2 separate regions of the Homo sapiens genome follow, and region 1 is linked to region 2. A link is an interaction called in ENCODE POLR2A ChIA-PET data of the cell type or tissue named here. Cell type or tissue: B cell. All regions are shown on one strand. Region 1 overlaps GFOD2 (Gfo/Idh/MocA-like oxidoreductase domain containing 2). Region 2 overlaps SLC7A6 (solute carrier family 7 member 6).

Region 1 (5,000 bases), 600 kb after region 2:
TTTTGTTTGGTTTTGTTCTTTATTGTATAACCCTTGTGATCAGAAGAAAAACTCTACAATGAATAAGACAGAATCATGTCTCAGAAAATTTGGCAAAGTTCAAAAATTGAAAAGAAACAATAAAAATCATTCATAATCCCATCAACCTCAGCAATCAATAAATTCAGGAGTATTCTAGTCCTTCTACAGCATTGAATAGAGATATTTTATAGATATATTACAGATATCCTTATATATATACTCATACCTATTATACTTCTTTTGTGTGCTTTTTTTAAAAAAAACCCCATACTTCTGATAGTGTGTGTTTTTCCCTTTCAGTGACAATGTGGTGAATGTCTTTCAGGTTATTGAGGGCCTTCTACTTCATGGTTTTCAGTAACTCCACAGCATTCTTTATCTAACCCATTACTTGTATTGGACATCTAGATTGTCTCCCAGTTTTTCACTATGATAGCCAATGCTATAGTAAATATCTGTATACAAAAAAACCTTTTTTCCTTTCTTGAGACAGTCTCACTCTATTGCCCAGGCTAGAGTGCAGTGGCACTGTCATAGCTCACTGCAGTCTTGACTCCTGGGCTCAAGCGATCCTTCTACCTCAGCCTCCCAAATAGCTGGGACTATAGGCATGTGCCACCATGCCAGGCTAATTTTTTTTTTTTTTTTTTTTTAGTAAAGATGGGTGTCTCACTAAGTTGCTTGTGCTGATCTTGAATTGTTGATCTCAAGCAATCCTCCTGCTTTGGCCCCCCAAATTGCTGAGATTGCAGACATGAGCCACCACACCCAGCCTAATAAAATCTTTTTTTTTTCTTTTTTTCTTTTTTTTTTTTTTTTTTGAGACGGAGTCTTGCTCTGTCGCCCAGGCTGGAGTGCATTGGCGCGATCTCACCTCACTGCAGGCTCCGCCTCCTGGGTTCACGCCATTCTCCTGCCTCAGCCTCCCGAGTAGCTGGGACTACAGGCACCCACCACCACAACTGGCTAATTTTTTGTATTTTTTAGTAGAGACAGGGTTTCACTGTGTTAGTGAGGATGGTCTCTATCTCCTGACCTCGTGATCCGCCCGCCTCGGCCTCCCAAAGTGCTGGGATTACAGGCATGAGCCACCGCACCCGGCCTAATAAAATCTCTTTAAGCATACTTTTTCTTTTAGCCAGTTTGATGAAAAAAGTTTTTTGGTATTTTTTTTTCTAGTGAGCATTTTCCTATGTTTGCTACCATGAAAATTTTAATTATACTTAATCTGTATAGCAATTAGTTCTTTCACTTTCCTCTTGAACTGGTTTTTGTTTTCCATTCTTCTTTTTCTTTTCTTTTTTTTTTTTTTTTGTGACGGAGTCTCATTCTGTCACACACGCTGGAGTGCAGTGGCACAATCTCAGATCACTGCAACTTTCACCTCCCAGGTTCAAGTGATTCTCCTGCCTCAGCCCCTCGAGTAGCTGAGAATACAGGCTTGCACCACCACACCTGGCTAACTTTTTATATTTTTGGTAGAGACGGGGTTTCACCACGTTGGCCAGGCTGGTCTCGAACTCCTGACCTCAAGCGATCCACCCACGTCAGCCTCCCAAAGTGCTGAGATTACAGGCATGAGCCACCACGCCCGGCCTCCAGTCTTTCTTTCTTTCTTTCTTTTTTGGATAGAGTCTCACTCTTGTCGCCCAGGCTGGAGTGCAGTGGTGTGATCTTGGCTCACTGCAATCTCTGCCTCCTGGGTTCAAATGATTCTCCTTCCTCAGCTTCCTGAAGAGCTGGGATTACAGGCATCTGCCACCACACCTGGCTAGTTTTTTTTTTTGTATTTTTAGCAGAGATGGGGTTTGGCCATGTTGACCCGGCTGGTTTTGAACTCCTTACCTCAGGTGATCCGCCCGCCTTGGCCTCCCAAAGTGCTGGGATTACAGGTGTGAGCCACTGTGCCTGGCCTCCACTCTTCTTTTCTTTGTCATATATAGAATCATGAACTTTTATAGCAAGAAGGAACCTTAAAGATCAATCACTCCCCTTATTATACATTTAAGGCCCTGAAAGTTGAATCTTTTGACCAGGGTTACACAGAAAGTTAAGTAGCAGAACAGAGATTTAAACTCAACTTTATTCATTTTCCGTTTTTCCTCTTATCCTTCAGTCTCCATGGAAGAAGAAGATTCTGCAGTGTTTCATCTTGGAACAGTATTTCTTTTTTCTTTTGAGACAAGGTCTTGCACTGTTGCCCAGGCTGGAGTGCAGTAGCACAATCATAGCTTACTATAGTTGTGAACTCCTAGGTTCATGTGATCCTTTCACCTCAGCCTCCCAGGTAGCTAGGACTACAACAAGCGCATGCCACCACATCTGGCTATTTTTTAATATATATATTTTTTAATAGAGATGACATCTCGCCGTGTTGCCCAGGCTACTCTCAAACTCCTGGCCTCAAGTGATCTTCCCACCTCGGCCTCCTGAAATGCTGGGGTTACAGGCATGCATGAGCCACCATGCCTGGCCTCGAGCCCTATTTCATTTGTGCTTTTCTGGCAGAGAACTTGTTACTTCCTTATTTGAAAGTAGCCTTCGCACCACTGCACTCCAGCTTGGGCAACAGAGCGAGACTCCATCTCAAAAAAAAAAGAAAGTAGCCTCAGCTGAGTGTCCTCTCCAGTAATAACCAGTGTAATGTTTGCTATTCTAGGAGCCATGTCTGACCAGGACGTTTGGAAGATCATATCCATGCCAGAGGCTCTTGTGAGGAGATGAGTTGGTAAAGAGAGAGGCTGGGATGAAGATGCTGCCAGGAGTGGGCGTGTTTGGGACTGGCAGCTCCGCCCGAGTTCTGGTCCCACTGCTGAGGGCAGAAGGGTTCACTGTTGAGGCCCTGTGGGGGAAGACTGAGGAGGAGGCGAAGCAGCTTGCTGAGGAGATGAACATCGCCTTCTACACCAGCCGGACTGATGACATCTTGCTGCATCAAGATGTGGATCTGGTGTGCATCAGCATCCCCCCTCCACTCACCCGGCAGATATCCGTGAAGGCTCTAGGTACGCCCGGCAGGCCACAGCAGGGGCAGATCATGTCTCTCCCTCTGGGCAGTCCTCTGAGGGTCACTCCTCTCCTCTGAGCTCTCCTTCCTGGGCTCGCATCTGCAGGGAGGAGAACTCTGGGACATCACTTGTCCCTGAAGCAGTGCTTGGGGAGGGCATGAAAAAAGACATAGCCTAACCTACCTCCCATCTGTAAATCCCTGAACAGAAATTAAGGAAATACTCTAAGAGACAGCCATCAAGGGGCTGGAGATGGTTGCATCTCAGTCAACATAAAGTTTGCCTCTGTGAAGTTAGAGGTCAGAGCCCTGGGTGGCGGGGAATTGGTTGTGACTAGTGTGTTTGTTCTCCCATTTCTGGGGCACACAGCACCACAGGAAGGAGAGGCTGTGTAGCAAGGCTACCATTTCCCATGTTTTGTCAGCGTTTGACTATAGTGAGCACACACCCTTCCTGCCAAACTGCAGTCTTGTATTGCCGGAGGACAGGAAGGCTCTGCCAGCATTGGGCTTCCCTGACAGGATCCGTCGACAGCCTGCTTACATGACATCTCCACTCCCTTGGGAAGTTTTGGGCTTGGTAACCTCTTGCCCCTGACTGGGCATGGCCTGCTGAGCTGTTCTCCTACAGTTCCCGTTGGTCTTCTATTTCCAGTCAACTGGAGTCAACTTCTTCTCTTTATCTAATATAAATCAGAACCTAGTTTACTAAGTAAACAAACCAGTAAACATTCAGCCAGCAATTTTTATTTTATTTTGAGACAGAGTTTCCCTCTTGTTGCCCAGGCTGGAGTTCAATGGCGCAATCCCGGCTCACTGCAACCTTCGCCTCCCAGGTTCAAGTGATTCTCCTGCCTCAGCCTCCCAAGTAGCTGGGATTACAGGTGCCTGCCACCACACCCAGCTAATTTTTGTATTTTTAGTAGAGACAGGGTTTCACCACATTGGCCAGGCTGGTCTCGAACTCCTGACCTCAGGTGATCCATCCGCCTCGGCCTCCCAAAGTGCTGGGATTACAGGTGTGAGCCACCATGCCCAGCATTTTTTTAAAATTATTATTATTATTTTATTTTATTTTTTTAGATGGAGTCTCACTCTGTTGCCCAGGCTGGAGTGTGCATTGGTGCAATCTCAGCTCACTGCAACCTCCACCTCCCAGGTTCAAGCGATACTCCTGCCTCGGCTTTGCAAGTAGCCAGGACTACAGGCATGTGCCACCACGCCCAGCTAATTTTTGTCTTTTTAGTACAGATGGGGTTTTGTTATGTTGGCCAGGCTGGTCTCGGGCTCCTGACCTCAGGTGATCCACCTGCCTTGGCCGCCTCCCAAAGTGCTGGGATTACAGGCAGGAGCCACCACACCCAGCCTCAATTATTTTTTTAATGCCTCCTGTGTGCCAGTCACTGTCCTGATGTCATTTTGGACATTCAAAGCTGTGTTAGATTGGACCCCTCCCTGTCTTCAGATTTTATAGTCCAATTGAGGCAACTAGAAATAACACACATTACAAGGTAGATGACAGAAGACATAGTCACAATTCAACTAGCACATACTTACTTGACTGAGTAACTGTTTTATGTGAGGTAATAGGAGCCAAGTGTCTCCTTGATGCAGCCGAAGATCTCTAGGTCGAGGAACCGGTGCCATGAGGTTGTCCTCCACTCTTCCTGACCACTGCCATGGTGGCAAACCTCAGGGTCTGCTACTTATCTCCTCCCTCATTCTGAGGAATGTCATAGGAAGGTGTCTGTCACCTCTGGCTCAGTGGGTAGGGAAGGATAAATGTTCTTTGAAGTGAGAAAGAACTTCAGTCTGTCCGGTTGTCAATTTGGAGCAAGTAAGTTTTGGCCTTATTGTTTGTTTCTTCCAGAGAGCTCTCTCTGAGGATGTGTGACATTGGAGTTATTCATTCATTGGTCACCAAATGCTTGGGAGGTCAGATGGTGGCTCCCAGATTGAATTCAGAAATAGA
Region 2 (5,000 bases):
CGAGCCCAAGTAGCAGAGTCTGCCAGGAAAGGCACACCTGCTCCTTCCTCTTCAACAACAGGAAGGACCAGCACGCTTATAGATGTCTGCACAGAGGAGATCAGGAGACCTGATGGCCTCGGCATTTTCTGGGAAGTGAGGGGGAAAGTCTTTCTGTACATAGCACCAATACCTGGTACACAGCAAGTGCTGTTATCATTTACTGAAGGAATGAATCCTGGGGCTACAGCATAACCCACAAGGAGCCTAGAATCTGGTCCCTGCCCAAGTCACCACTCCAAGCTGTTGCCTTTCTCCCCTATACCTTTCATCAATCTGTCCTCATCTCAGATGGAAACATGAGCTACCAGCACACAAAACATGAGCTACCAGCACATAAACATGAGCTACCAGCACACAAAATATGAGCTACCAGCACATAAATATGAGCTATCAACACATAACATGAGCTATCAGCACACAATCTGTCCTCACCTCAGATGGAAACATGAGCTACCAGCATACAAATGTGCTACTTGCACAAAGGCAAGTACATGCCCACATACCAAACACACACACACACACACACACACACACACACACACACCCTATATGCCCATGAGAAGGAGGGAAAAAAGGAACTCTTATGCCTAAGCCCCAGAGAATGAAATATTGTGGTCTATTATCAGTGACACAGAGACACAGTACCTTGATGAAGCAAAGATGGATGCATTGAGGCCCCCAAAGCAGGACAGGGCAACAGCAATGGGGATGGTCCAGCTGAACATGCCAAACGTCTGGTCAGCAAATGTCTGGGGGCAGGGCACAGAAAAGGCACTTAAACGCACAGGGTTTCATAATCCTCCTGCATCTATGATCTCGGAACAAATGCAATCACTGCTAAGCAGCCCACCCTCTGGCCTAGACTCATGACCTCATCCTGCAGAGCTGAGGAGGGTGCAGTAAGACAGACTGAGCTGTGCAGGGTGGCTCAGTATCAGGAGATGATGAACAAATGGGGATCCCAAGAGACTCACCACAGCCACAGCATCACTGCTAAGGACATCTGAAATGTTCAGCACTGTGTAATAGGCCACATTGGTCAGGATGTAGATGAGCGTCACAATTGGCATAGAAATCCCAATGGCCAAGGGCAAATTTCTGTCAGGACAAGTGAGAAAGGACTACCTAGAACCAACCTCTCCTTGGGAACAAAGTTTATCAAGTCTCCACTGGGATTTTCCTAACATTTAACAGTTCACTAGCCTCCAAGTCTTTGAGGGAGGCTCACCTTCCCCTTGACCCTGGGTTCTTTCTATTGAGAAAGACCCAACTTTCTCTGTGAAGATAGCTCATGATCAATATTTAATCTTTGCCACAGTAGGACCAATGGGTCCTACTGGGTTTCATAATCCTCCTGCATCTGTGATCTCAGAGGAACAGTGCAAGGAACAGTGTCCTGGGGACTGGATGCCAGGCTGGGGACCCAGCTGGCCAGAATAAGTTTTGGTTCTGCGGGCTGTAGTGTCAGCACCAGAGTCCGAGGTCCTAATTCCTTTGCCCCAGCTGGGCCTGCTGCTCCCCACTGAAGGCCCTCTCCTCTAGGAAGGCCCTATCCTCCAGTGCGAACGTGAGGACAGGGAGCCGAAGGCTTTCCTACCTTCACTCACTCCCATTCTAGCCCTCAGCCCCTCCTAGCTGGAGAAGGGGGAGTAGGGAGAAGAGGGGAGGAGAGTCGGAGGGAGGAGGAGAAGGATGAGGGCAGGCACGCCCACTATCAGCAGGAGTTCCAGCCAAGCTGGGGAGTGAGAGTGTGATCCCATCTTTACCTTTCTGGGTTTTTGATTTCTTCTGTTACAAAATTAAGGGTGTCCCAACCTGAGTAAGAGAAGAGGGCAGAGTAGAGGGCAAGAGAGAGGTTTCCCATGTCCCAGGAGGAACCCTCAAAGGCGTCCTGAAAGTGCTCAGAGTGTCCTGTGGGGGCAAAGGCAGGTGAGGGGTTCAGAGAGAAGGAACAGGCCAAAGGAGAAAGGAAGAGGAGATGGGAGGTGTAAGAGAAAGATACGAAAGGAGAATAGGAAAGAGGAAGGGAAGATGAAAAAAAGGAGGAATGGGGAGGAACAAGAAAGAAAAAACAAGAAGGCAGGGGAAAGAAAAAAAAACATAATTTAACACCAAAAGATCAACAACCACTAGCTCCCTACACTTTACCACCCCACCCACTTCCTCAGGAAAGCTCACATTCCTTTAATAAAACTAGACAATAAAAAACCAAAGACATTCTTGGCCGCCCTCTGATGTGACAATACTTCTTCCAAAACCCTAAAGAATTTCCATTTCCTGCAAATGATCTCACAGCAAGCCCCAGCTCTTCTACCTATTTATGTCAAGAACCCCATTTCACATGAAGGAGTCATTTTTCATTGAAAATTATACCTTCCTGTGAACTACCTCTCTTGGACCAGACTACTGCACAATTTGGTCAATGGGTTTATCAGCCTCATGGGAAGGACTCTATGCTGCTCTACTTGCGGTAGCTATGGTTGCATGGGGGAGATGACATGCTATAGAGGAACTGAGACCTTATCTTTCACTAGGCCTGAGCCACCCCCACCCTCCGGGGAGCCAGCCCAGCCTGTCATTCTCCTCAGAGGCCTCAGAGACTGCAGACACAAAAGCCCAGGGGACAGCACCCAGCTACCCAGATCAGAGACCCTCTGGACATACTGGGGTCTTTAACAAGACCCAGACTTCTAAGGAAGCCCATTGTCACACCCTGAAGAAAGCCTAGACCCAGCTCTCATGTGGTAAAAAGAGCTGGCTATGCAGCAAGAGAAGAGAAAATAGAGACCCCTGTCCTCAGGGGTGTCCATTCTCATACACAGCAGTGGTTCCCTAAGGAACAGATCTTCAGGGGAGGATTACTCAAAACCCAATTTGACCCCAGGATGCTCCTGAGCCTCCAGGGACATCCACATGGCTAGCTCTACTAACTTGATATAAGTACACAGGCTAGACCAGCAGTCTAAGAATCAACAAGGGCAATTCTTTTTTTCTTTTTCTTTTTCTGTTTTTTGAGACAGAGTTTCGTTCTTGTTGCCCAGGCTGGAGTGCAATGGCAAGATCTTGGCTCACTGCAACCTCTGCCTCCCAGTTTAAGGCGATTCTCCTGCCTCAGCCTCCCGAGTAGCTGGGATTAGAGGCACCCACCACCACCCCCGGCTAATTTTTTGTATTTTTAGTAGAGACAGGGTTTCTCCATGTTGGCCAGGCTGGTCTCAAACTCCTGACCTCAGGTGATCCATCTGCCTCAGCCTCCCGGCCTCCCAGAGTGCTGAGATTACAGGCATGAGCCACCGCGCCCAGCCCAACAAGGGCAATTCTTTTTTTTTTTTTTTTTTTGAGATGGAATCTTGCTCTGTCACCTAGGCTGGATGGAGGGCAGTGGCACAATCTCGGCTTACTGCAACTTCCGCCTCCTGTTTTCAAGCCATTCTCCTGCCTCAGCCTCCTAAGTAGCTGGGATTACAGGCGCGCACCACCATGCCCAGCCAATTTTTGTATTTTTAGTAGAGACAGGGTTTCTCTATGTTGGTCAGGCTGGTCTCGAATTCCTGACCTGCTGATTCGCCCACCTCAGCCTCCCAAAGTGTTAGGATTACAGGCGTGAGCCACCGTGCCGGGCCAAGGGCAATTCTTAAAAGCACAGCTTTTTAGACTCCACACCAACCAGAATGTGATCCAACAGATTTGAGATTAGGGTCTCAGCTCCCCGGGTGACTGTACACAGCCACATTTAGGGACTGATGACCTAGAGAACTGGGCTGTGAAATGATTGAGATATCTGTGGCTAAAGACACCTCAAGACCTCTCTAGGGCTCATGAGATCTTGGTAGGCCTGTTACCCTCACTGCCAGTCCTCTCTGATCCAGGAATGAAAAGCTTTCTAAAGCCAACATTTAGGAAAGACACTGCCAATTTCACAATATTTTAATATTTTTCTGAGAGCTGACTTGGGGAGGGATTGCTGAATACAAGTCCAGATGAAAAGTAAAGGCTGCAAAATAACCACCCATTTCCATACCCCACTTCCAGCTCCATATACCCTGCCACCTGTCTCAAGGAGGGCCCAGTCTTCCTACTTGTAGCTTGGCAGTCACAGACCACAAACAGGAGCCACTCTATCCCCACAGATTACTTTTATGACCCAATCATGACCCAAGCTTCAGGAGCTCCTAGGCCCTTGGCTGGCTTCCTGCAATGCTCCCAGCCTCCACCAAAGGAAACCAGCCCTGAGGGACAGGCTGACTCATGTCCACTTGGCCAAGCCAGCCTGGCCCAAAAAGCCCAGAAAGAAATCTACTCCCATCTCTTGCACTCACTGACACATGCTAGCATGTACATAGAAACAGCCGAGCAGTGAAGCTAACAGAGTCGCCATGTTCTCCTCAGGGAATCCAGAGGAACTGTTGGTGGTACCCCCCTTCCCACCACTTACCCTGGCACAGTTTAACAAGGCCCATGACAATGATGGCAATGAGCGCTACGACCTTGGCGTAAGTGAACGTGTCCTGCACACGTGTGCCCCACTTGACATAGGCACAGTTCACAAATGTCAGCAGACCTAGGAGGAAAACCACAAAGTCACTGGCAGGCTTGAGTTGAGGGCACAGGGGCCCAACCCCTCTTTACAGAGAGCACTCTTTCTGCCCTTCCTGCCTAAGGCAAAGGGGCCAATGGACCAGTCAGAACAAGGCGAACTGGCAAGCGAGGGGACACCCTGCACCCGCCCCAGCTGACAGCACACAGGCACTTCCATCACTACTGGTGCTCAAGGATATGAAGGCATGCGTGAACACATACTTATACATCCTGATGGCTAGCACCATTTCTGGGAATTCCCCCCAGGCCCAGGGATGGGTGATTTCACCTACTCTTTCCCACCCAGACTCCCAAGGTTCCAAACCACAGGAGACACAAGACCTCTTCATGGCCAAAAGAAACTCATCAGTAAGTGAGGT

Evidence for each region. ChIA-PET counts read pairs that join two places held together with the same protein. Peaks named below come from ENCODE experiments on the same cell type or tissue, not always from the same donor. Only the 100,000 strongest peaks of a DNase experiment are listed, where the experiment ranks them.
Region 1: POLR2A ChIA-PET joins it to region 2 with 6 read pairs; 1 of 35 experiments calls an interaction of 5 or more read pairs at or near these places.

The regions. Positions count from the first base shown.
Region 1 is chr16:67,683,483-67,688,482 of GRCh38, reverse strand. GFOD2 (Gfo/Idh/MocA-like oxidoreductase domain containing 2) reads left to right here. Exons shown (of 3, transcript NM_030819.4): 2 at 2,681-3,026. The coding sequence starts at 2,768. Among named protein-coding and RNA genes, the nearest start is that of C16orf86, 19 kb to the right of the region's middle. RefSeq lists enhancers at 2,662-2,721, 3,768-4,967. In B cell, no CTCF peak of the experiment used is centred here; a DNase peak (open chromatin) is centred at 2,552; H3K4me3 peaks cover 687 bases.
Region 2 is chr16:68,287,349-68,292,348 of GRCh38, reverse strand. SLC7A6 (solute carrier family 7 member 6) reads right to left here. Exons shown (of 11, transcript NM_003983.6): 4 at 4,478-4,603; 5 at 1,809-1,953; 6 at 1,017-1,140; 7 at 688-791. Among named protein-coding and RNA genes, the nearest start is that of SLC7A6OS, 21 kb to the left of the region's middle. RefSeq lists enhancers at 2,687-2,736, 2,767-2,906. In B cell, no CTCF peak of the experiment used is centred here; DNase peaks (open chromatin) are centred at 2,568 and 4,598; H3K4me3 peaks cover 414 bases; H3K27ac peaks cover 4,010 bases.